6 separate regions of the Mus musculus genome follow, and regions 2, 3, 4, 5 and 6 are each linked to region 1. Evidence: chromatin loops called from intact Hi-C (ENCODE). Cell type or tissue: heart. All regions are shown on one strand.

The links. A loop is a pair of places that touch in the nucleus more often than their neighbours do. Peaks named below come from ENCODE experiments on the same cell type or tissue, not always from the same donor. Only the 100,000 strongest peaks of a DNase experiment are listed, where the experiment ranks them.
Region 2: a loop joins it to region 1, with 7 times the contacts of the local background. A loop is called at or near these places in 15 of 42 quality-filtered maps.
Region 3: a loop joins it to region 1, with 3 times the contacts of the local background. A loop is called at or near these places in 3 of 42 quality-filtered maps.
Region 4: a loop joins it to region 1, with 4 times the contacts of the local background. A loop is called at or near these places in 18 of 42 quality-filtered maps.
Region 5: it touches region 1 in a loop (3-fold over the local background); 17 of 42 quality-filtered maps call a loop at or near these places.
Region 6: a loop joins it to region 1, with 3.0 times the contacts of the local background. A loop is called at or near these places in 6 of 42 quality-filtered maps.

What each region holds. Positions count from the first base shown.
Region 1 is chr4:48,471,331-48,475,330 of GRCm38, reverse strand. It overlaps Tex10 (testis expressed gene 10), which reads left to right and starts at 1,868. Exons shown (of 15, transcript NM_001355740.1): 1 at 1,868-2,065. In heart, no CTCF peak of the experiment used is centred here; a DNase peak (open chromatin) is centred at 1,870; H3K4me3 peaks cover 2,417 bases; H3K27ac peaks cover 1,345 bases.
Region 2 is chr4:48,678,730-48,682,729 of GRCm38, reverse strand. No RefSeq gene overlaps it. Among named protein-coding and RNA genes, the nearest start is that of Cavin4, 17 kb to the right of the region's middle. In heart, a CTCF peak has its summit at 1,576 (motif pointing right); no DNase peak of the experiment used is centred here; H3K27ac peaks cover 417 bases.
Region 3 is chr4:48,042,932-48,046,931 of GRCm38, reverse strand. Nr4a3 (nuclear receptor subfamily 4, group A, member 3) reads right to left here and starts at 1,627. Exons shown (of 8, transcript NM_015743.3): 1 at 1,216-1,627. In heart, CTCF peaks have their summits at 2,098 and 3,356; DNase peaks (open chromatin) are centred at 1,851, 2,161, 3,591, 3,961 and 3 weaker places; H3K4me3 peaks cover 4,000 bases; H3K27ac peaks cover 3,448 bases.
Region 4 is chr4:48,554,208-48,558,207 of GRCm38, reverse strand. The region is part of intron 2 of Msantd3 (Myb/SANT-like DNA-binding domain containing 3); the gene reads right to left. Among named protein-coding and RNA genes, the nearest start is that of Msantd3, 16 kb to the right of the region's middle. In heart, a CTCF peak has its summit at 2,251; no DNase peak of the experiment used is centred here.
Region 5 is chr4:48,537,951-48,541,950 of GRCm38, reverse strand. Msantd3 (Myb/SANT-like DNA-binding domain containing 3) reads right to left here and starts at 1,870. Exons shown (of 3, transcript NM_001145924.1): 1 at 1,680-1,870. In heart, no CTCF peak of the experiment used is centred here; DNase peaks (open chromatin) are centred at 930, 1,700 and 1,750; H3K4me3 peaks cover 2,685 bases; H3K27ac peaks cover 2,763 bases.
Region 6 is chr4:48,664,363-48,668,362 of GRCm38, reverse strand. The region is part of intron 1 of Cavin4 (caveolae associated 4); the gene reads right to left. Among named protein-coding and RNA genes, the nearest start is that of Cavin4, 2.8 kb to the right of the region's middle. In heart, a CTCF peak has its summit at 2,445; no DNase peak of the experiment used is centred here.

The DNA.
Region 1 (4,000 bases):
CAAATAGCATGTGTTTTGTTGATATTTATTGTGGGCCTACTATGCTCCATACACTATTTTAGGTATTTAGGATATAGACTGAACCAAACAGAGGTGCAACATGAAACATATATTTTAGTGGTGAGTGAGGGGGACAGGTAGTAAGCGGTATGTAAATTATACAGTACATTAGAAGGTGGTACACCCTAAGAAAGAAAAATGTTGAGCAGAGGAAGGAAATGTCTATATGTAGGACAATATGTTATGATTTTTAATTCAGGCCACCAGGATAGGCATACCTTGAAGGTAGAAGATGTTTGAGCAAATTCAAGTGAGGGAAATTTGTCCAGTGGATTTACTGGGTTGTGTACTTCAGGCAGATAGGAATATAAAGAAAAGGTCTAACTAGAAAGATAAAGGGGTACACGTCTCTTGTATTTAAGGAGAGCAAAGAAGTGAAGGTCACAGGAACAGAGAGAAAAGGGAACATAGCAAAACAGTGCTCAGAGGACTGCAAAGGACTGTTCCAATATGGTAGGATTTGAGGCCATCAGAAGGACTCTAGATTTGGGGGGGTAAGTGACATGGGGAACCACCGAAGAGTTTTATAGTGACATGCTTTGCCATATATAAAAAAATATTCCGAGAACTGCTCTGCAAATGTTAGACTGTATGGGGTCTAAGATGGAGAGAAATGTGTTCCCGGCTCTTTCCTCTGATCGGGGTGATGTGGACCTTGAAGGTAGCCAGGGAGATGGTGATTAATAGTGGAAGTCAGAGCCAGCTGGTTTTTCTCCTGGGTTAGAAGCCACATGGTCTCAGAAAGATGCCAGCTTTTAAGGTTTGGCTTGAGTAACTGGCAGGATGGGATGCTATTTAAGGTGAAGAGGTTGTAGGAAAATATTTCAGAATGGATGTGCAGAGTTATCTTTTAGTCCTTGTTGATACTGAGATAGATATACATTGCAAAGCTGAAGGGAGAAGTTCTGAATAAGCTGGTAGCATTTTGGAGTTTAGGGGGCATATCTAGGTGGCATAAGCCTTTATAATTTTTTTTTTATTTTATAGTTTTACATATAATGTCATCAACTCCCAAGGCAGGTGCGGTGGGGGAGGGGAGGTTGTCTGTGTGGTGGCTTTTTGGCTTTATTCTTTATTCATTAACACAGAGGAGGTGTGACCTTAATTCTGATGCTTGGGTCTCCTGAATTTAGTTATTATCGTTTTATCCCTACTTCGTATATTGAACCTCAATATAAGGTATTAGGCTTTTCTAGTTCTTATATGTAGGAAGCTGCAAAGACAAATTTGACTCTAGGCTGACACTCTATCTGTATGCTTTTCCTTATATGTGGCTAAGTCAATCTTTAGATGGTTTTGTTTTCAAGATTTCTTTCTTCACATCTTCTTTGTAGGCATTTTAATGTCTCAAATTTCTCTAAATCCACTTACTTTGATTAGTAGAAGTTAATTATATGCTGAAAATGTTGAATTGGGGAAAACCCTGTCCTAGGTTTCCGGGACTCTGCCACAAGGTATAGTTTGTAACCTCTTAGCATTTGTCTATTTGCCTTTAGTCCAGGTTACCCTTCCCAGAAATGCTATCTTTGCTGTCCGAAACTTTTTCCTTCCTCAATTAAGCTCAGTTTATACTTTTCTCTAGCTCCAGGTTTGAAGAACTGAAGTCCTTGGGGGGAGAAGACCGCCTTTCAAGCTGTAACCAGCCAACATCCTCCAAGCCAAGGATGCTGGAAGACCTGACTCGGCTTGCTGGACCCTAGACCCTCCTCTCTTTCCTCCAGCTTCCGGCGCAGCCCCTCTTAGAGGGGGCGTGGCGTGCAAATCTGGACCCGCCCTCCGGCTGCGCGCGATTGCGACCTGCGGTCACGTGAGCGCGGCGAGGGAGGGCCCCCACTTCCGGGCGGCGGAAGGAGACGCGTCCGCGTGAGGACGAGGCGATTTGAAAACACGCTCTGGGAGCGAGCGGAAAGCCTGCGGCCGGCGGTTCACGGCGTGCTCCTGCGGGGCTTGACGGTCGCTCGCTCTCCGCCGCGTCTCCGCGTTCCGGGTCCGTCCGGGCTCTCAGGTGAGCGGCGTCTGTCTGTCCTGCACGGCTCTTCTGGGGCGCGGACACGCGAGGCCCAGGCGGAGGGACGGACTGTGGCGGCGGGTAGGGCGGCCGGGGTCCTAGCTGTCCCCCCACCCCGAGCGTGAGAGCCGGCCGAGGGGCTTCCGAAACGCCTCAAGCGGCCGCGGTCCGATTCGGAGGCTCGGCGGGTGTTAGGCCGGCGTGTGGGGGTCGGGCCAGAGACTCCACTCGACGTCCACTGAGGTATAGGAACCATGGTTTTTCTTTGGGAAAAAAAAAAAAAAAGACAAACGGAGTTTCCATTTTTGGTGTGCGAGCTCGAAAACGGGCGGGCGGATCTGATCGCTGCCCTCCTCCCCCTCCCCTTGACGGAGGACCCTCTCTTTCTGCCCCCTCGAATTTGGGGAACTTTGGAGACGCGAAGGGTTGGAGAGAATCACCGTAGGCCAACTGCTGCAATGCTTACTTTCTCTCCTTGATTTCTTCCTTTCTTTTGGAGAGCGGGAATAGTTGGAAATAAGGAGGAAAGGTAATGGGCTGGCCGCAGGGCAAACTACTTGGGAGTCTGCTTAAGTTGCAGTCTTTCTTCCGCTCAGGTTAGCATTAAGACTGACCTGCAGCAGGCATGTGTATGTGTATGTGTATGTGTATGTGAGTTTTCAAGCTTACCAAAAAGGTGATCAAGTCCAGTGAGAGCTCAGGCTCCGAGGCTGGAGTTAGCTTCCTTGTACTATCTACTGCTGTAAAAGTGGTCTAGTCTAGTAGAGCTATTTGACTTCCAGTGTTACGAAAATCTTTAAATGGAAATAATAGCAGCATCTAATGGAACTTTAACCAAGTTCCTAGTGGGAAAAAAATTGTCAGTATGTTTCTGTAAATAATTGTCGAGATTTAAAAGTTATTAGCCCTCATAATTTTCCTAGCAGACTGATGAGAGTGTACTTGAAGTGATACGGCACAACTTACTGAGAATGAGGTCTGATGTAGATTGCTAGAGACAGACCGACCGACCCATCATCACACGTGAAAGAGTGCCTAGAGGATAATGCAAGATGTCACAGGGTCAATTTTTCTTTCTTGTGAACCGTTTTCTTTTATCTCTGGAAACACTACTGATAAAATTGTAAGAAAAAACTTACAGAGTATGCTTGCTTAATAGGTAAAAACCAGCTTTGTATTAAAAGGGATGAGTCCCGGGGCTTTCTGGGTGTGTGAGGCTTGTATGTTTGGTAGGTGTTGGTCCTGAGGCTGACTAACACATGCATGTGTGCTTGAAACAACTGTCAGCTTACAGCTCTGGGTATGGTAAGCATGGACAGGGCAATTACTTATTTAATCTGGTAAAATCTGGTAACTGTACCTTGGCTTATAGATACATAACCACAGTAGAAAATATGTTTGGATAAGAATCACACCGATTCTAGAAATAGTTTTTTTTTTTAAATGGAGATGGTATTTTGCTGTATTGATCAGGTTCCTCAAAGTGCCTGAGCTCAAGCAGTCTTTCTGCAGGTCTAGTATTGACACAGGCAAATGCACTGTGCTCCCTTTAAAGCCAGCTCTTAGCCTCTTGTGTAGTAGGCAACTTCTACTTAAGGGGTCCTAAGGTCATAAATCTATGAATTTGGATATGCTGTCTTAGCAGAATTCATTCATTCATCCATTCATTCTATCAGCACTGTAAACTTTTATTTATTTACTTTTAAATCTCCCATGTGTAGCATTATGACTTTATGACCTAAGGTAATTCTGTTAGACCAGAAGTGCTCAACTGGGTGTGCAGTGGAAGACAGAATTTATTATTTTTGAAGAATGTGAAAGGAGCTTTAAGAAAAGCTGGAGAGGGTTGTGGGAGCCACCTGAGTGCCTGCCGAGGCTTGGTGCCTTGGCATGGTTAGGGAGTGCCCCATTTATAAAGAATAAGAGCAAGGA
Region 2 (4,000 bases), 210 kb before region 1:
TAGCATCCATATTCTTTTCTAGAGTTGTTATTTATGAGTAGTGACCAGGCTAAGTCAAAATTCTGTGGTTTCCTTCCCGCCATGTTAAGTTTAGGCACGAGTTCTGATGAGTGAGGTTTTCCTGGGCCAAGTGGGCTAGGGGTAGTATGCTGGAGTGGCAACCATTTGGAAAGGAACTTTTCTTAAGTGGCTGTCTTCCTGGCAGTGAGGCGACTTCATCAGAGGCACTGTGGCAGGGACAGAGCACAGGGACAGAGCAATGGGCCAAGCACAGCCCAACTCTCAAGGTGCTTATAACGGTTGAGCAGGGATTGCCCATATATAAACTTTAAAACAATGAATGTTCCCAAGTCATGTAACAGCAGACTTTCCTGGCCAGAGAGTTGGGAGGGAAGCCAGGAAAATGTCCCTGAATAAATATTGTTTGAACTGAAATCTGAAAGATAAACAGGATTTAAGAAGTACATGGACAGGTACTGGGTGAGACACAAAGGTCCTGAGAGTGGTGGGGTGAAGCCATGGATCTGTTAGGCCAGCAGGCCTGGAGTGCAGAAATAGAGTAATAAGAGACCAATCTGGGTCTGGAGAGATGGCTCAGGGGGTAAAAGCACTGACTGCTCTTCCAGAGGTCCTGAGTTCAATCCCCAGCAACCACATGGTGGTCTGTAATGGGATTCGATGCCCTCTTCTGGTGTGTCTGAAGACAGTGTACTCACATACATAAAATAAATAAATCAGTTGGAGATGCAAGCAGAGGCCAGACAGCTAAAGCCATTGAATGGTTATAGTACTTATGGACCATAACAATATATTGTAGCTAAGCAGACTTTACAATTACGTCCTATCAAAACAAAGAAAATGGATAGTATATCAATAAATATGTAAATTCCTTAAATTCTACTAATAACAAAAACAAAATTTTAACACAGATATTACAACAGGTGGCTCCTCTAGAGGCCACCTGTGTCTCCCCTAAACACTAATGTCCGGCTGTTCCAACTGAATAAGTACTAGTTTACCAAGCAATTTGCATAAATTACCTAACTTAATAAAATACTCTTACAAAATGGTTTCTAGAAAGGAAATATAAAAGATGCAACTTGTCCAAGTTTTCAGAGTTAGTAAATGGCTGAAATGTGAAACTGAGCGTCCAACTGCAAAGCAGATGTTAAAAAAGCAAAAATAACCAAGGAGCTGAAGGGAACTGCAACCCTATAGGTGGAACAACAATATGAACTAACCAGTACCCCAGAGCTCGTGTCTCTACCTGCATAAGTAGCAGAAGATGGCCTAGTCTGCCATCACAGGGAAGAGAGGCCCCTTGGTCTTGCAAACTTTATATGCCTCAGTACAGGGGAATGCCAGGGCCAAGAAGTGGGAGTGAGTGGGTAGGGGAGCGGGGGGGGGGGGGGGGGGGGGAGGGTATAGGGAACTTTTGAGATAGCATTTGAAATGTAAATGAAGAAAATATCTAATTTTTAAAAAGCAAAAAAAAAAAAAAATGCAGTCTCCTTCCTGATTAAGGGCTGGCATGCAACAGATAAACAGCTATCATAATGTCCACTAGGTGTCAGACGTGAGTTGCAATGATGTTTCCCAGGACAGGAAGCTCCAGCTCTCTCATTGGAAACATTTGAAGTCCGGGTGGTTTCCTTGAAAAAAAAAACAAAAACTAAGCCAAGTACAGCCGTTACCTTTCGGTATAAAGTGGTGATTTTTTTTTTTTAACAAGTAAAAAGGCAATTAACGGTGATTTTTTTTTTAACAAGTAAAAAGGCAATAAACTAACAAAACTATGCCACTGCTCTGTTCAGTGTGCTCCTATCTGTGTCCTTCAGTAAGAAACTTCAGTCCATAAGAAAGCCTAGCGCACTCTGCTCCAGGCTCTGCCCCTTGCTCCCCACAATCTAACTCTGAGAACTTGGACCAGCTATAGTCCTTATATTTCGCTTCTAAATCCATTTTGTAAGAGTACGTTATTAAGCCAGGTAATGTATGCAAATTGCTTGACATAACTAGTGCTTATAACGCAGGAACAGGTGGGCGTTAGTGTTTAGGGGAGACACAGACAGTCTCCAGAGGAGACACCTTCCTAATATCCTCGCTCACTTCAGCCTCCTGTCTCTGGAACAGACTTGAAACTCTTCGTAAATCCCTACGTGGTTGAAGCAGTCCTAAAACATTGTAGCCATTGTATCTGAGAAACCTTCCAGACACCAGAAAACAGCGGCAGCCGTAACTGCTCTTTGTTCCCTTATCCTGACTTAGGTCATCTGGGGTCAGGGAGACTTGCTGCACCTGCCTGGTGACCTGAGTTTGATCTCGGCCACCTACACACAAATCTGGGTGTGGTGGTGTCCATCAAGAACACTAGCACTCCTGTTGAAATGTGGGAGACGGAGATAGGAGAATTGCCCAATAGCCAACTAGTCTGCAGTGCACAATTGCAGCAGTAACAAAAACAGAGACCTGCCTCTGTAAGACTCTGGCGAGCCTTAGTTTACCTGGGACTCTTGAGTGAATGACTCGGAGTGGGGAATTGATGCAAAAAGCAATAGGAATTCATTGTTCCAACGTGTTGGGGTCGTCCTACACCAGAAGAAAAAGTGTCGACCACGTGCATCTCCTGCAGCGAGTATTTATACAGTTTTCAGAGGAGCAGCCATTAGGCACAATGTGATTGGCAGAACAGTGTGACTTTTAAACTGATTGGTCTTTAGGGAATGAGGTGGCAAGGACTTCCCTTGTTTCTAGGTGACCAACGTGCCCTGTGTCTATGTGCTCTGGGCCTCCCCCACCAGCAGGTGGCCAATGGTCAGTCCACCACCACCACCACCATGGTCTGAGGAATGTAATTAAGCCACTCCCTTCTGCGGGGGGGGGGGGGGGGGGGGTGCCTACGTGTTTCATGACCTTTTTTTTCCAGGAGGGGAGGGGTCTGGTAGAATTTTCCAAATGCCCTGAGCTGACCTCTTTCACCTCAACAAGGTAGAAGGGGAGAACCAATCCTTTGGCATTGTGGTCTGATCTCCACATGGATGTCATGGCACACATACACACATACACACACACACACACACACACACACACACACACACACACCTGCACTCGCTCATACACACACATGAAAAATCACTGGGGGTGGAAAGATGCCCAGCTTGCTGCTCCTGCAGAGGACCTGAGTTCAGTTTTTAGCACCCATGTGGTGTCGCATAACCACCTATCTGTCCAGTTCCAGGGAACCTAACGCCTTCTGGCATTCTTGGGTGCCAGGAACGCAGTTGTATACATGCATACATGCAGGGAAATATTTTAAAAGGTAATATTAATATTAAAATTAAATTATTAGTGTTAATAGTTATTAGTGTTATTTATTAATATTGCTAATAGTGTTGTGAATACTAAAAAGATAATATTTAAGTAGCAAAAAATCAAAATAAAGCCAAACACTAAATATAAATATATATATATAATATTACAATCTCAAAAACTAAAAAGAACACGCAATGAGAATCTTCTTAGGTTTCCCTTGCCCCTCTAGGCAGGGGGCTTGGAGGGACTGAAAACTGACTGGGTTCCAAAGGAGCCTGAGAGTCACTCCTGTCTCCATGGAAACCCACCCATAATGCATTCAATTCAGGAGGAGGGAATGATTTGGGGAGGGGGAGGCAAAGGTTCCCAGCTGCCCCTCAGGGGTCTTTCCAGGGAAGTTTTAAGAGTCAAACAGTTCTGCCTTTGGAGGCGGGGAAGGTATTCATACAGCTAAGGAAGACTCTTGCGCGCGCTGGACTGGCTAGCAGTAATGACGCTGCAACAGGATCCTTCTGCACACGTTTATTGGGAGAGCTTGATTGCAGAGGCGAAGAGACCCCGAGCCAAGAACTGGTGCTGCTTATATAGGCCTAGAAGAGGCATGTCTCACACCCGGATTGGTTATGCACTACGCCTCATTTGCATGATCCTCATCTGATTGGCTACTCTCTGTACCTCACAGAGCCTC
Region 3 (4,000 bases), 430 kb after region 1:
GTATGCGCGTTGGGCAGCTTTTCTTTCTCCAACTTGGTTCTATAAGAAACATTTCCCGATTGTTGGCAAAGGAGCTCCAGAATTGGAACAGCGGAGGAATGGCCGAACCGAACCCTGTAACCTCTCTCCCAGCCCTCCCAGGCCCTAGGATAAGCAGCTCCAGAGCACTATTGACCACAGTCCCCGCGGCTCTTCCCTCGGGAGAAGCCGGGCACATAAACAAAAGGCCAGCTCCAAGAACGTTCTTGGAAATCAAGGGACCAATGCTCATGAGCTCCCGCATGACTGCCGGAAGCCTCCAACAGGTTCGAGAGGTGCCTTTGAAAGCCAGTCTCCGCCGGCTGCGCTCCGCTGCTCGGCTCCCCTTTTCACCATCGAGAACTTTCCTTTCTACTAAGAAGAAAACACTCGGAGCAACTTCTCCGAAAGCTCATTGAAAAGTAACACAAGCCTTTCCCACACCAGCCAAGGCCTGGAGAAGAGGGACCTGGTCCCCACGCGTGTCGGGGCGCGAGAGTCGGCAATTACACCCGATTACCTCCATGGGGAAAAGTGTAAACCAGCAAGTCGGCGACGCCAGGCAGACGTGCCTAGTGGAGCCCGGGGCTCATTTCAATACAATAAGCCGCATTCCTACAATTACACCCTCTTTGCTGAGCTCCTCCAGAGCCTCTGCAAACTCCGGCCGCTGCTGCCCAGGCACTGGCCCTCCTAAGCTTTCTCCCAGACAACCAGCTCCGTTTCACCATTAGACACATTAACTCGGACCCACCAGAGTCCCTATTTCCAATTCCACTTAAAAGGCAGGAAAATTACTGCCGTTCATCACCGGGGCTCCAACTCTGCCTCAGCGGCAGCCGCTGCCGCCGCCGCCGCCGCCGCCGAGAGCATCATTACCATGACAACTAGAGCCGAAATACCCTGAATTACGACGCTGGAGCAGCTACAGCACAAATCCAGGTCCTCCTCTTTGTTAGAGGCTTTTAGCCTCTTTGGGTGGGGAGAGGAATCTCACAAGCTTCAGAGTCCCTGAGGGCCAGCTACAAGGGAAAAGTTTCAGCTTGGAACCCACCGGTAGCTGGGCGAGAAAACCTGAAAGGGGAGGCGGCGGGAGGGGGCCACCCCATATTAAAAGTTGTCAATTTCAGGAGCGACACTTCCCAGCGCGCCAACTTTTAAGCAAGTCCCCACATTAACTGGGCATATCGTACGTACTTGGGTGCTGTGGCGGTTCCGTCTTTAGAGCGAGTTTCTAGAGAGCGACCCCGAAATCTGGATTGGGGGAGAGTCACAGCTGCTGTCCCGGAAGGGCTGCGGTGCACAAACCCAGCGGCTCCCAGAGGCGGTGAGCGGCTGGCGGGGGATGCTGCGATCCCAACTCATGGGAGAGCGCCGCCGAGAGGTTCCGCAGGCATCCAGTCTCCGGCTGCGACCAGGGGGTAGGATGTCGCCACGTTTCCCACCTCCACGGACACTGCGGGCTCTGTCAGCGTTGCAAAGTGAGCCCTGGAGGGGCGTCCGGCTGCGGCGCGGCGCGGCGCGACACTGGCGAGGGAGCCGGGTGAGAGGGGTGTGAGCGCGCGGGAGAGAGTGGAGTGTGTGTGCGGAGCGTGTGAGCGCGCGTGTGTCTGTCTGTGTGTGCAAGTGAAGGAGCGGGTGTGAGCGTGTCTGTGTATGGGGAGCGGAGGAGGAGCAGGCGCTGGAGGGGTGGGGGGCGGGAGGCAGGAGACTCGGCTCTCCCGGCTGCGCGTTCGCTCGCTCTCTCGGCACGTCATTTATGCCACAGGAGCCCTAGCAGCCTCTCCATAGAGTGCCTGGAATGCGAGACGTCAATGTGACGACATGGGACGCTACGTCACCCTCCTCCTCCCTCCCCTGGCCCAGCCGGTTCCGCGTGTGCGAGGGTGTGTGTGTGTGTGTGTGTGTGTGTGTGTGTGTGTGTGCGCGCGCGCGTGCGCGCGTCCTCCGGCCATTCTCACGGCCGCACAATGGAAACCACGGGGAGCTGCGGACCCCAGCCCTGAGGCTTCTCAGATTCGCGCGGCCAACCCCTCTGCACGGGAGCCGCTTGCCAGGGCGCCGGTCTACCAGAGGGTGCCGCAGCCCGCCCGCGGGTCAGGCGGGACCGCCCAGCTGTCAGGCTCCGGGTGGAGCAGAGTTGGAGGAGTGCTGCTGGCTCGCCTCCGAGGCTGCCCCGAGGCATCTAGCCAGGTCCAGGGGGTAAGAGAGAGGACAGCTCTTCCGAAAGGGAAGGCTACGCCAGCCAGCTTCTCCGAGTGACCTGGCAGTCGCAGCTGAAGGAGTCTGGCACCAGGCCGAAGACTCCCAGAGGTGCAGCTGTGCTTCCCTCATGCAATGGTTCTAAGGCTGTTTACGTCCCTCTGGCCCTCTGCGCCTAGGCTAATTTGCCTCTTCCTCCTGTCATGCTGTTAGTGTTTCACCCTAGGATGCAGACAGTTCCAGGGACAAGATTTTATTTCTTTTTACTTATGGTGTGAGGTTCTTGACTGGACGCTTTATAATCCAAAGAAGTGCACATCCAGCCACGCGCGCGCTGCACGAGAAACTATATATAAAACAAACACACCACACGTGTTGAACAGCTGAGTGAGTCTGACTGTTCCTCTACTCCCCAGCACCGGGTCAGACATGGAACTCAACTCGCATTTGAGGGTTGTAGATGCCTCCCCTTCCACCTCTCAAATGAAATATTCAAAATCAGTCAACAGGATTCATTAGGTTGTCTCTAGGGGATCTTAACTATGGTCTCCTGGGGCGGGGGGCGGGGGGGGGGAGGTACATTTGTCTTCCAAGTATGTAGAAAGTCTGGGCGACTGTATAAGGGACAGCGATTTTTTCCTGGAAAAAAATTTAGGGTGTCACTTTCTTGCTGAGAACAAAACAAAACAAATAACAAAAACAAAACAAAACAAAACAAAACATGTTTGAGTTAAGAACTCTTAGTTCCAAAGGTTGCTGCTAACTGAAAGTAACCTCTTTCAGAAAAAAAAATTTTTTTTTACGAAGACGTTAGAATGAAACAACACAGACAGACGCGGTCTCCAGTGGTCTGCTAGAATCTCAAGTGGCATTTTCTTTTGATCTGCCCCAACAATTGAGCGTGTGGGTGGCAAAGTTGGGGGAATAGGATCCCCTAGTCATAGCACATGCTTCAGAATCTAAGAAGGTTCGAACTAGGACCAGAAACTCGAAAAACAAAACAACACATGCATAGTGTGTCTCTCTGTCTACGCCTCCACTTTCACTTTAGCCGGCTGGTGTGCTTAAGACCGTGAGCGGACGCTCCGAAAGTTGTCCCAGTCCAGAGGAACCGAGCCCCCTGGCTGCGGGTGCGTTCCCATCCTAGCCCAGAAGGAAGGAGGGCGCTCCTACATTGAATCCATTCAAAGGCTGGGGGTTGGGGGAGCAGGACCTGGAGCCGCGCGGCGCTGACGCACGCGAGGCGCGTGATTGACGCAGGCGATGTTTCTAAATTGGGCGGTTGGCCGGGCCCAGGCGGCGGCGCGCGCGGCAGATAGCGGAGTAGATTCCCCTCGGTCACCCCCTCCCGTCTCCATTCAGCGCGGCGCGGCGTGGGGCGGGGCGGGGTGGGACGCGCGCGTCCGCGCCGGGATCCGGCGAACCAAATATAGACGGGTCCCAGCTATTTTTAGTGGGACGTCGGGCGCGCGCACGCGCGCGCCGCGCTAAGGGGCGCCCCGACTCTGCCCGGAGAGCGGACTGCCGAGTCGCCATCTTGTACTCGGTTCGACCCTGTCTGATGCCCGGCAACGTGGGGCCGAGGGTAGGGGGCTGGAAGGGAGGCGCGGGCGCGAGCGAGGCGCGCTGCCTGGGGTGCGCGCGCCCCGAAGGCCGAGCGCGATCCTCCCCATCTGCTCGCCCGGGCATTGCAAGCCTCTGGGCCAGGTCCCGCCACCGAGCCTGCCCGACCAGCCCCGACTCGCGAGGGGGCGGAGCTGCCTGCGGCCACCACTTCCTG
Region 4 (4,000 bases), 83 kb before region 1:
ATAATAAATAAATAAATCTTAAAAAAATATATGATACATAAAATATTCTATATACATAGATATATAAAATATATGTAAATTATAATATTTTATACATAAAATAAAAATAAATCTTTAAAAATGAACGAATATCTAACCCCTCCCCTACCAGAAAGAAAGAAAGAAAGAAAGAAAGAAAGAAAGAGAGAGAGAGAGAGAGAGAGAGAGAGAGAGAAAGAGCGAGCCTCTGGTTGTTTCCTCCCCTCAATCAGCAATCTGGGGATAGATCCTGCCTCACTCCACTCTCACCCAGAGCCCAGCAGAGCCTGGGGCAGCACTGAGCACTGAACATGCATGTGCACTTAACTGGCACAGTGGGACACTTCTCTCTCCACCTGACACAACTGAGGGACTGGCACTGGACAAAGGAATGGGGAACAGTAAACTGGACAGAGGCCCTCAAATGTGAGCATCTACCCCATTACCTTTCTAATCTGAAAAGCTTAGATCTGAAAATGGCTTTGTTTTTTGAAGACTTCTGTGGACACTTGTAGCCTCGGAGCTTTGATTCCTCTTGTAGGAGTCTTTAACGGTTATCCATCATGACATCATAAGGCTTTCTCCCAACTCCCTACTGTTCATCTTTATCTCAGTTCTAGGCTTCAAGGACCCAGTGGCAGCAATGACCACTGCCGCTCATGTGCACCACAACAGGTACAATCTGCATCTAATCTTTACAGCCCTGTGAGAGAGTGTGACTACAGTATCCAAGGCCATCTGGCTACATGAAAACCTAGGATTCAGATCCAGGTCTGCATAACAATAAAAATCATAGCATCTTAATGTCCGTAAGAGAGAAATGACTCTTTTAAACTACCCTTTTAAAAATGTGTGCTAAACATACATTCCATAGAAAAATGGCTACACCTCTTAAGACTGGTAGAAGACAGGGCTCAAAGCCATGCAGAGTAGTAAAGTGACCTTCAAACAAACATTAGCAGCAATACAGAGACAAGTACTCAGATAGGCTGAACCATCCCTTGATTGGAAAAAGCCTGGCCTGGGGATAGTAGCCTGCTGCAAACACCCCCCACCATCTCTCTCCCAGGTGAAACAATGCCACCCAAAGTAGAAAACCCAATTCTATGCAAAGAGTAGGAAGGCTTTCTGGGATGCAGGAGCACACAGCCAAGAGGGTGTTCTATCACTTGGGTAATTTGAATAAAATTAGCATCCACGGGAAAAGCCTCCTACAGCTATGAAAAGATGAGAAGAAAACTGTGCAGGACAATCTCATTATCCTCTTCAGAACGGAGGGAAGGGGTGATGAGAAAATCTGAACAGTGGGGTGGGTGCATAAGGAAGACTTTTACATCTGAACTAAAATTAAAAGGCTGGGTTTACACGCATCAGTGGAGACCCAGATCTTAACCTCACTACTCCAGGTGAGAAAAGTGAAAAGGGAGAGCTAGCCATAGCTCGGGTTTAAGGAACGAATGTGAGGGAATGCTAATACATGGCAGACCCATCTGGGTGTAATACAGGAGGATGGAGTAGGCATGAGCATCAGAAGGAAATACACACAGAACCAATACACAAGAGGACCGTGCCACAGGCCAAGGGTGCAGGAGCGCCACAACTGGAATACGCCACAGTCCTCTGTACCTGAGGTCACAGCCTAAAAGAACAATGGGACCTAGAAGGAAATGTTCACATGACTTTATTATAGCTTCAAAATAGAGATACAATGCATTCAAAATTAAATATTACTTCTCCCAAATATGAGGCTGCTACTAAACATGCCTAGTTCTCTTAAATGTATCTAAGTGGCGAGAGACATGGCTCAATGCAAGGGTGCTGTGCCAACCCTGATGACCTACCTGGGTTGGTATTTATTTAACCTGCCATTCTACCTACTTGGCCACCCTTCTCCATACCCGTTCCACAGAAGGGATAATTAAATTATCACAGAGCACCGCATCTGCACACTGTTAAGTGTTTTAAAGAACGGGTGCTTACAGGACAAATGCTGGTTTTCTTATAAATACATTCCTAAATATGTTCCTTAAGTGTAAGGCCACTGTGTTCAAATACTGTTGGGCATGTTAAGAAAGTCTCTGACAAATCCAGAATATATAAAAACGTATTTAAACATGTAATTAACATTAAATTATTGCTGAGATTTTTTTTGGTGGTATTAAAGCTTCAGAATGTGGTGTGTGATTACAGAACATCTCACTTGTCTCCACTCACATCTCAACTGCTAATTAGCTTCCTGCCGCTTGGGGGTGCTGTATTAGAACTGAAGCTCTGAAAATACAAAACCAACACACAGTGTTCAAACCTTCTACTTTCCCCCACCAAGTGCCAGAAAGGATCTCTGGCGATCCTAGCATTTTGTTTTCATCTTCTGTTTGTTTAATTTAATTACTACTGTGTGTGAGAGACAGAGAGAAAGGAGGAGGGAGAGAGGGAGAGAGAGGGAGAATGGGAGAGGGGGGAGGAGGGAGAGGGATAGAGGAGGGTGAAAGGGAGGGAGGAGGAGAAGGAGGGCAGGAGGGACAGAGAGAGAAGGAAGATGGGGAGAAAGCGGGAGGAAGGAGGGAGGGAGAGGGAAGTGGGACAGAAGAAGGGGGAGAGGGAACTTTTGGTGTGTGTGTGTGTATGTACATACATACATACCTTCATAAAATCACACATGTGTGTAAAATCAAATAAATTTTAATAAATTTCTTGCAAATGAGTCTCTAACAAATGTCACCACAGAAAGAATTCTTATTTTGTTTGTTTGTTTGGTTTTTTGGTTTTTTGTTTTTCGAGACAGGGTTTCTCTGTATAGCCCTGGCTATCCTGGAACTCACTTTGGAGACCAGGCTGGTCTCAAACTCAGAAATCCGCCTGCCTCTGCCTCCCAAGTGCTGGGATTAAAGGCGTGCGCCACCAGCTAAGAATTCTTATTGTCGCCAGATGTAGTGGTGCACACTTTTAATCCTAGTACTTGGGAGGCAGAGTCAGTTAGACCTCTCTGAGCTTAATGACAGCCTGGTCTATACAAAGAGCTCCAGACCAGCCAGGGATACATAATAAAACTAAATCTGAAACATAAAAAAGAAAGAAAGCTGGGCAGTGGTGGCACACACCTTGAGCCCCAGCACTTGGTAGGCAGAGGCAGGGGAATCTCGAATTCGAGGCCAGCCTGGTCTAGAGAGTGAGTTCCAGGACAGCCAGGATTACACAGAGAAACCTTTTCTCAAAAACAAAACAAAACAAACAAACAAAAAATCAGAGAGAGAGAGAGAGAGAGAGAGAGAGAGGAAAAAAAGAAGATCCATATTTTATATCCTTCTTGCTCAAAATTTCTGAGTAAATGAATTGCATTTTTTTCCAAAGGAAAGAAGTAAAATCTCAATATCCAACCTCAGATTTTAAAAGTGTGGGGGAAAAAAAGGTGTTTTGTTCCCAAAATGAACCCTATGAGGGCTAGTGAGATAAAGCTATTTATCACCAAGCCTGACACCAGAGTTCAATCCCCAGGATTCACAGGATAGAAAATGCCCAAAAGTTATCCTCTGACCATCACATGTCACACACATTCACTCACACACATAGAGCACACACACATACATTCACACACACACACACACACACACACACACACACACACGCATACACACACACAGTAAATGTAATTTGTATCAATAAAAAGAATATCTGTAAAACTGATACATAATAATCTAGGACACACTTTTGCTAAATAAACGGCAGTCACATGAGTGTCTTCCTCAGCATCTAGACCCAAGGACAGCTAGCCATGTGGGAAGTAACACTGCTAACTCACTTCCCTCCATCCCCAGAACCACTCCTACAGTGTGGTACTGACTGGATGCTCTGTGGCCAACGAGATCGAAAGTGAGGGAGCTACAAAGTTAAGCAAAGGAAGTGGGTGCCACACAGAAGCAGAGGAGAGAGAGAGAGCTGGCAGTGCCCATGTGAACTAACTGTAGGTGCCAAGAGTTAGCTT
Region 5 (4,000 bases), 67 kb before region 1:
AAACTGAAACTCAAAAGTTTCTTCAAGCCCACTGGGACACTTAAGTGAGGAAGGGTCGCAACTCCCCTTCTTCACATCAGTTAGGCCGCTGCTAAGTTAACCACTTATCAACCTTGGGGGCTGTTTGCTATCGTCATCTCCCGAAACACAAACAAACACTGCTACCAGGAACCCCTGCATCCCAAGTCGCAGAACGCTTTTCCAGGCCTAACGACAGGGTCTGCATGGCTTCTGAACGCTTTCACCCTGCTGCAGGAGTAAAGAAAGACAACTTCTGATCTTTCTTCAGGACCTCTCCTGCTACCTCCTCAGAATGGACCTGTCGCAAGACGCAGCTGTGGGGAGAGTAAGCGGATGACCCCATCTTTCTCCGGGTTTTGAAATACTTTTTCTCCATCCCTTTTCTTGCTCTCCGGTCTCAAACTCTCGTAGCTGGCCTCAATCCTAAACTCAGGAACTATTTTATTAACTTTCAACAATTTCCTGGGTAACTACACACGCATGGTCTCTTCGGATATGCGAAAATCCCACACACACAACTCAGGCCCTATTATTCCAGCTCCAGTTTTAAATGTGTGAAAATATGTGTCTTTATCCTAGAACCATTATCCTAAGTACCGCAAAACATTTTGTACTTATCATAGCAATAAAACATCCATTCTCAATAATCACAACAGGAGACTAAATTCTTGTTTCTTACTCCAACATAAAAACCCTTCCTGCAATTTACAGATTGCCCGTGCGATGGTTTAATAATTCAAGCCAACTGTTTAGGACCTAGGGCCTGGGACATGAAGTGCTTAATTTTAGCTATCAGCCGACACACATTATCTCTCACAATAGTACTTGGGGGTGGGTATTACATCACACCCTACTCCCCCATTATAGAAACATCAACCCAGCAGCCTCAGAGTAAAGGAGCTTTCCCAAGGTCAGTCGGGCAGGGATGTGATGCACTATTTCCTTCTAAGATCCTCTTTAGGAGGGACCCAGCCCTTTATACCTCTGGACCGGACTGGAGGAGGCAGGGGGTCTCAATGGAGACAAGTACTGAAAAGCGGTGAGCACAGTTCCCCCGCACACAGTGGGGATATGTGGACCGGGGCTCCGCGGGGTCAGCCGGGTTTCCCCCCAAGAGCCTCCCGGGCCCCGGGCTCCAAGCTCCCGTCCCGGGAGCTCCAGCGCGTCTGCGAGGCCCGCGCGCCGGCGCTTTGTACGCGGCAGGCCGGCCGGGCTCCCGGGGCACCGCGGCGCGCGCAGGCGGCCGTCGGCCTGCGGGGAGGAGGGCGCGGCGGCTCGGCCCGGGAGCCCGCCAGACCCCCGCGCTCCCGCTCCGCCCGCTTTCCCCGCCGGCCGCGGCCCTCCGGGCCTCAACCTCCTACCTGCAGCGGCGGCGCGGCGGCCGCAAGTCCCGGGGAGGGGCGCGGAGGCGCGGGCGCGGCGGCCTGGGCTGCTCTGGCGGGCTGGGCGGCCGGCAGGGCCGCGGGCTCCAGGCGCCGGGCGGCCGCGCGCCCCCGGCCGGCCAGGCCCCGCCGCGCGCGCCGCGGCCACAAAGCCCCGCGCCGCCGCCCCCTCGCGGGCCGCTGCCGCCTGCCGCTCCGTGGGCGCCGCGGAGGGCGGGAGCGCGGCCCCGTGCAGTCCCCCACCTTCCCGAGCCCCGGTTCCGCCGCGCTGCCCACCTTGGCCCGGGAGCTGCGGAAGGGGCCCGTCTCCGCCAACAACAAAAGAATGCATTTTCCCACACCGGGGATGTGGCAGTCGCCCGCACGAGTTAGCGCGAGCCTCCTGACTGACGTGGGCCCTTTTCGTCGGGGACTCCACGAGGCTGGGAACGGCACCCCTTCCTACTCTGAGTTCAGCGCCAACTTTTGTGATTCTAATGGGCGGGATGTGTCTCCAGAGATGGGGTGTGCGCTCCCCCTCCCCCCAAGGACCCCGGCTACGTGCACCGACCTCAGGACACGACTCAGACCCTGTGTGCCTACCCAGTGGGACCCAAGGCGCGCTGCGACGAATGCCGGGCGGCTTAAACAACTGGGGGCAGGGGTCCTTCTGCCGACAAGGCCTTCACCCCTCCCCCCAGGATGAAGACGGTTTCTTTTGCCATAGATCCGTGAAGAAGATTCCAAGCCCAGAGAAGGGCAAAGAGAAGGTTCTCAAACTTTTTCTTTTTAAGCGAGATGAAACTCAACCAAGCGTAGAGATAACAATTTAAAAATAAACAATCCTGTGGCACTCATTACACTTAGAATAGCCAACGATAATCACTTCACCTCCTTATTCTTAAGGGTTCCATCCGAAGGAAACCCCCGCACCAATTACGTAGTCACTCCTTTGCCTAGTCCCTGAAAACCATTAATCTCTTTTCTGTTTCTATCGATTTACCTTTTTGTACATTTCATGTAAATGGAGTCGTGTGTCTTTTTGGAGCACGCGGCAGGTTGTGTGTATGTGTGTATGTGTGTGTGTGTGTGTGTGTGTGTGTGTGTGTGTGTGTGTGTGTGTGTAGTTGGGGGTGGTACTCACTAAGCTGCCCAGGTTGGCATTGAACTCTGGGGCCCAGGCAGCCTACAAATCTACAAACCTCCTGCCTCAGCTTCCCTAGCTCGTAGCTGATATCACAGGCCAGCTTCATTGGGCCTGGTCACTCTGGCCAGGTCAAAGAATCCAAACAAGGTTCATCCAGATTGTAGCATGCCTCTTACTTCATTGCTTTTTGTGGCTACATAAGCTGACCATTGTGTATTCTACAGTTTGCATATCTGTTCTTACAGAAATTAGTGGATGTTTAGATTATTTCCACCTTTTGGCTAATGTGAACTGGTTCTCTGAAAACCCCTAGACATGCATTTGTCTAAAGAACCTGTTTCCAATTCTTTGGGATACATACTTAGAGTAGAATTTCTGGATCATATGTGGTAATGTGGCCATGTGTAACTTTGTTGTTGCTTTTTGAGGCAGGGTCTCCTCTAGCCCAGGCTAGCCTCAAACTTGCTATGAGGCAGAGAATGACCTTGGATTTCAGATCCTCCTGCTTCTGCCTCTGGAATGCTGGAATTACAGGCATGAGTCACACATTCAGTCTTTAAACAGGTGATCATCCGGTTTTTGAACTGGGGAAAGAACAGAGAGACAGCCTAACATTTTCTGGTATGGAGGCAGAAGCACCTATAAAATACTAGACTAGAGAGTTGTAACTACTTTTTCTGCCTTGTGTTAACAATAACTTATCTACTGTCCCAGGAGCTTTGAAATTGCCCAGAGTCAGGAAACTGACTGGTGGGTGGGGAGGGTGCTATTGGCTAACAAACTTTATGATTTGCACTTAGGCCTTCCAAGTAATGTCAGATCGGAAGTCCTTAAAGATATTGTTCTGAGGATGTAACCAAAGGAAAACTATTAGCCGGGCGTGGTGGCGCACGCCTTTAGTCCCAGAACTTGGGAGGCAGAGACAGGCAGATTTCTGAGTTCGAGGCCAGCCTGATCTACAAAGTAAGTTCCAGGACAGCCAGGGCTATACAGAGAAACCTTGTTTCGAAAAACAAAACAAAACAACAACAACAAAAAACAAAAAGGAAAACTATTGGACTGAAATTTGAAGATCAATTTAGATTGGAAATTTGATTGATAGGTAGTAAAGTATGGGCAAGCAGGAGATGTACCACGAGGACCTATATACTACATATTTCTTCATGACATATTTTCTCTTCCTTGAATCTGTGTTCTCATTGTTTATGAGGGAGTTAACAATGCCTACGTGATGGGGTGGTGTCTTAGTCAGGGTTTCTATTCCTGCACAAACATCATGACCAAGAAGCAAGTTGGGGAGGAAAGGGATTATTCAGCTTACATTTCCACGTTAGTTCATCACTAAAGGAAGTCAGGACTGGAACTCAAGCAGGTCAAAAAGCAGGAACTGATTCAGAGGCCATGGAGGGATGTTACTTACTGGCTTGCTTTCCCTGGCTTGTTCAACCTGATCTCTTATAAAACCAAGACT
Region 6 (4,000 bases), 190 kb before region 1:
CATCCCAGGATGGCTTCAGATCAAGCGAAGTCTCCTATCAAATGAGTCATCTTAAAAGCTTTATTTGGCTGCCACAGTGGTCCATGACCATAGCCCCAGTTCTTAGGAGGACTCGGGAGGAGGACCACAAGATCAACACCAGCCTGAATTACACAGTAGGGCGGGGGAGGGGTGAAGGGCAAAGCCACTTAAGAGAAGAACAGACTCTGCCAAGTGTGTCAGAAGAGAACCAGCTAGAGACAGGCCAGCACAGGGCACAGGTGAAAGAAACTGGTGTGCCATTTAGAGGTTATTTCTAAAACACAACAGGCAAAAACTTCAGGAATTACGATTTTTTTTTTTTTTGAGACAGGGTATCTCTGTGTAGCCCTGGCTATCCTGGAACTCACTTTGTAGACCAGGCTGGCCTAGAACTCATAAATCCACCTGCCTCTGCCTAGGATTAAAGGCGTGCAACCACTGCCCGGTGAATTATGACTTTTTTTTTCTTGTTTTTTTTTCTAGACATGGTTTCTCTGTGTAGCCCTGGCTATCCTGGAACTCACTCTGTAGACCAGGCTGGCCTCAAAGAATTATGACATTTTTAAAAACTGGACCATGAGTTAAATTTTCTAAATGAGACGTTTGAAATTCAGGTTGATTCCACTCAACAGATTGAATAAATACACAAGAAGGATGTTTGCACACACTCTAAGACATGACCAGCTTGATAGTCAAGAAGACATCCTTAGAATCTAATTCCTTCACTGAAATGGCCTTGTTGGCTACAGGATCAGAATGCTCATGAGCCCTGCCTCTCCTGGACAAAAGAGGCAGAGGTGGGCGTCTAATGACTCTCTGATGAATCAGTTAGAGGCAGGCAAGTTATTCCTCTCCCTTCCTGACACCTGTTGTGGGGAGCCGCCTCAGCAAAAGTGTGGGCTGGGCGAGCCTAAGAAGGTATAATTAGAAAAGGAAAGAGCCAAAGGGCATCAGGGTATTACTTGGTAGACAGAGATCCCCAGAAGCCTGCAGTGGAGGCGTAAGACACGGGGAAACTGGAGTATCACACATCCTTCTCTTCAAACACAGAGCCGACAGTACAAAATCAAGCAAACAGAGACAAAGGTAGGGAAAGACCTTGCCGGGGAATCTAACACAGCCCCCAGGAGCTGGGACCACTGTGAGTTAAGGGCAAGCACACAGTGCTAACGACAGAAGGTTGATGGGGTAAATTACAGTTGACTTCTGAATACAATCACATGTCTATATCAAAGTCCAGGTAAAACTAGCTTTTTATTGTTTTTGAGACAGGGTCTCACATAGCTCAGGCATGCCTCAAAAATCACAGGATATCTGAATTCCCAATCCTCCTGCCTCAGCCTGGCAACTGACAGGACTGTAGGTTTACACCACCACACCTGGTCTAAAGGACCATTGTTACAGCAGAATGAATGCTAAGGATCCGAGAAAAGTGGAAGCGAATCAGTATCAAAGGAACACAGCCAGCAACACTTTGGATACACAGAAGTGCAGAACTTATCATTAGAGGAGACTGAAAACTTTCTAGCCACAGACTTGTGCTTCCTTAGTAACTGCAATTGAGAAGCTACGCTGTGGCTCATGCCACCCACGCACAGGGAGAGGGATCACCAGTGTTCAAAGAGAAACAACCTGGGTAAGAATGTCAGGCAACCTTTAAATGCCAACATTCAGAATTTGGCCAAAAGCTTAGACGTATACAACTGTAGAAGATAAGACACCAATAAATATTATCAACAAAAGAGATGCCTGGGAAAACTTAAGGAATATCTCAGATAAAAATGAAGATATATGGGGGCTGGTGAGATGGCTCAGTGGGTAAGGGCACCCGACTGCTCTTCCGAAGGTCCGAAGTTCAAATCCCAGCAACCACATGGTGGCTCACAACCACCCGTAATGAGATCTGGTGCCCTCTTCCGGTGTATCTGAAGACAACTACAGTGTACTTACATATAATAAATAAATAAATCTTAAAAAAAAAAAAAAAAAAAAAATGAAGATATATTTAAGCGGCCTAGCTCAGTTTCAAATAAGTTTAGAAGGGACAGTCTTCGATGAGAATTAAGTAAGGTTAATCTTAACTGCTAAAAATAACCATGTAAATATATCTATATACATTCTAACCTATAACAAGTACAGAAATTTCAGTCTTAGGTCAACAATATGAAACTTCCTATTTTCCCTGTAGGCTTCTAAAAGGTAGCAATTTGTTTTGTTTTGACAAACTCCTGCATAATTTATACATCTTAGTTTCACATCATCTTCAAGGTAGTCTGTCTTAAAAGAAAAGAGCTTTATGATTAGCTAGTATCTCTCAGTTTCTTTATGGAACTATAGAATCCAAACACAGGAAGGAAATACCAGCAAGTTACAGAGAATAGAAACAAATAGAAAAACAGCTTTTCTGTAGGGGTCAGGGAGAGAATTTCACCGATAGATGGAGCCAGGTGAAATTTCTGTTTCCTTGCTGCAGCTTCTGTGAATCCTGAGGGAACTGCTTTGCTTATAGGTTCCCCTGATACGTGGGGCCCCCAGTGTTCTTCCTGACATAAGCATGCACATGAGGGTGAGCAGGCAGTGGCTGATGCCCCAGGAGGTGAATGGATCTATTCTTTGGTCCCATGCCCAGCTCATCACTATCTGCACCAGTACTGGAATGGACACCTGAAGTCAGGTGACATTTTTAAGCCTAGAGAAAGGCCTCTCGGAGCTTATAAGAAAAGGGTGATGGGAAAGAACTTTAAAGACACCAGTGTACTCTTCTATCTTCGAAATTCCCCATCTTTTCCCTAAATACCCTGTGAACTGATAAAAACAAATCCAAAAGTACCTCTCGCCCATTCCAGCGTAACTTGAGTCTGGGACACTGCCGAATGCACAGAGAACGTGAAGGTTACAGGCCTGACGTTTCTATCACTGTTTCTGTATTTCATGTTGTCTGCTCTTCTAGGGTTCTGTGCACACTGACTTCCACTTTTAAAAGTATATAGATGTGTGTATGCATGGATGGACATTCCCACACATTCCTGACTTTATGCTTACAACAAATCCTCTGACACACAGGAAATTCGGGGCCAGTAGGTTTGGAAAAATTTAAAGTTCATAATACATACTATCAAAAATGTCTCCCAAAATGTGCCAACTGATTCTCCCAAGAGCAGAACTGGAAAGACGGGCCTTCCCTAACCTTTGTACTTTGGATTTACAGTTCTGTACCAGCCAGTGTTTAAATAGGCAAGCAAAGATCCCTGGTGTCATCTGCTTTGTCTTTTCTTATCATCGTTCATTCTTAATGTGACTAAAGAGTCCAACTTGTCCATTTAATTTACAAGAGCTTAAGAAATATACTGTATTTTTATAATACAATATATGTATTTCCCATAGGGTCTTTTAAAAACATATATTGAGCATTTATAGGATCTTAGCGGGGGGGAAAAAGGCTTCCCAATTGAGTAAGGAATTATTTATGGACTTCTATATCTGTATTATTGTAAGAATAATATTAAGACATAAAACTTAATGGGGAGTTGGGACTCAGTGTCTATAGTACTAGCACTTGGACGGCTGTGGCAGGATCACCACCATAGTTTGAGGCCAGCCTGGATTATTAAATAGTGAGGGTTAGGTCACCATGAACTATGGGCTGGACTGTCTTACAAAACCAGTCAACATTTTTAACACAAATAATGGCCTGATTTGGAAACACTTAGCTTTTCTTATTGTGAATAATACAAAAAAAATTCCAATGGACAAACTATATTCAGAGTTTTTGATTTACTGGTTGAGTTCTTGGTAAGAATAAATCTATGACTGCCTGGGTGCTGGCTCCTAAACTGTTCTCTTTTAGGGGGCTGCTGTAAATCAAACACAAGCCTCGGCCACATGAACAAGTGTTCTACTCCCGAACTGCATCCTTGGAACCTCCCGGTTTCTTCTTTTATGTAGCAAAACCAGTCTTCAAACTTGAGATTTCTTAAGA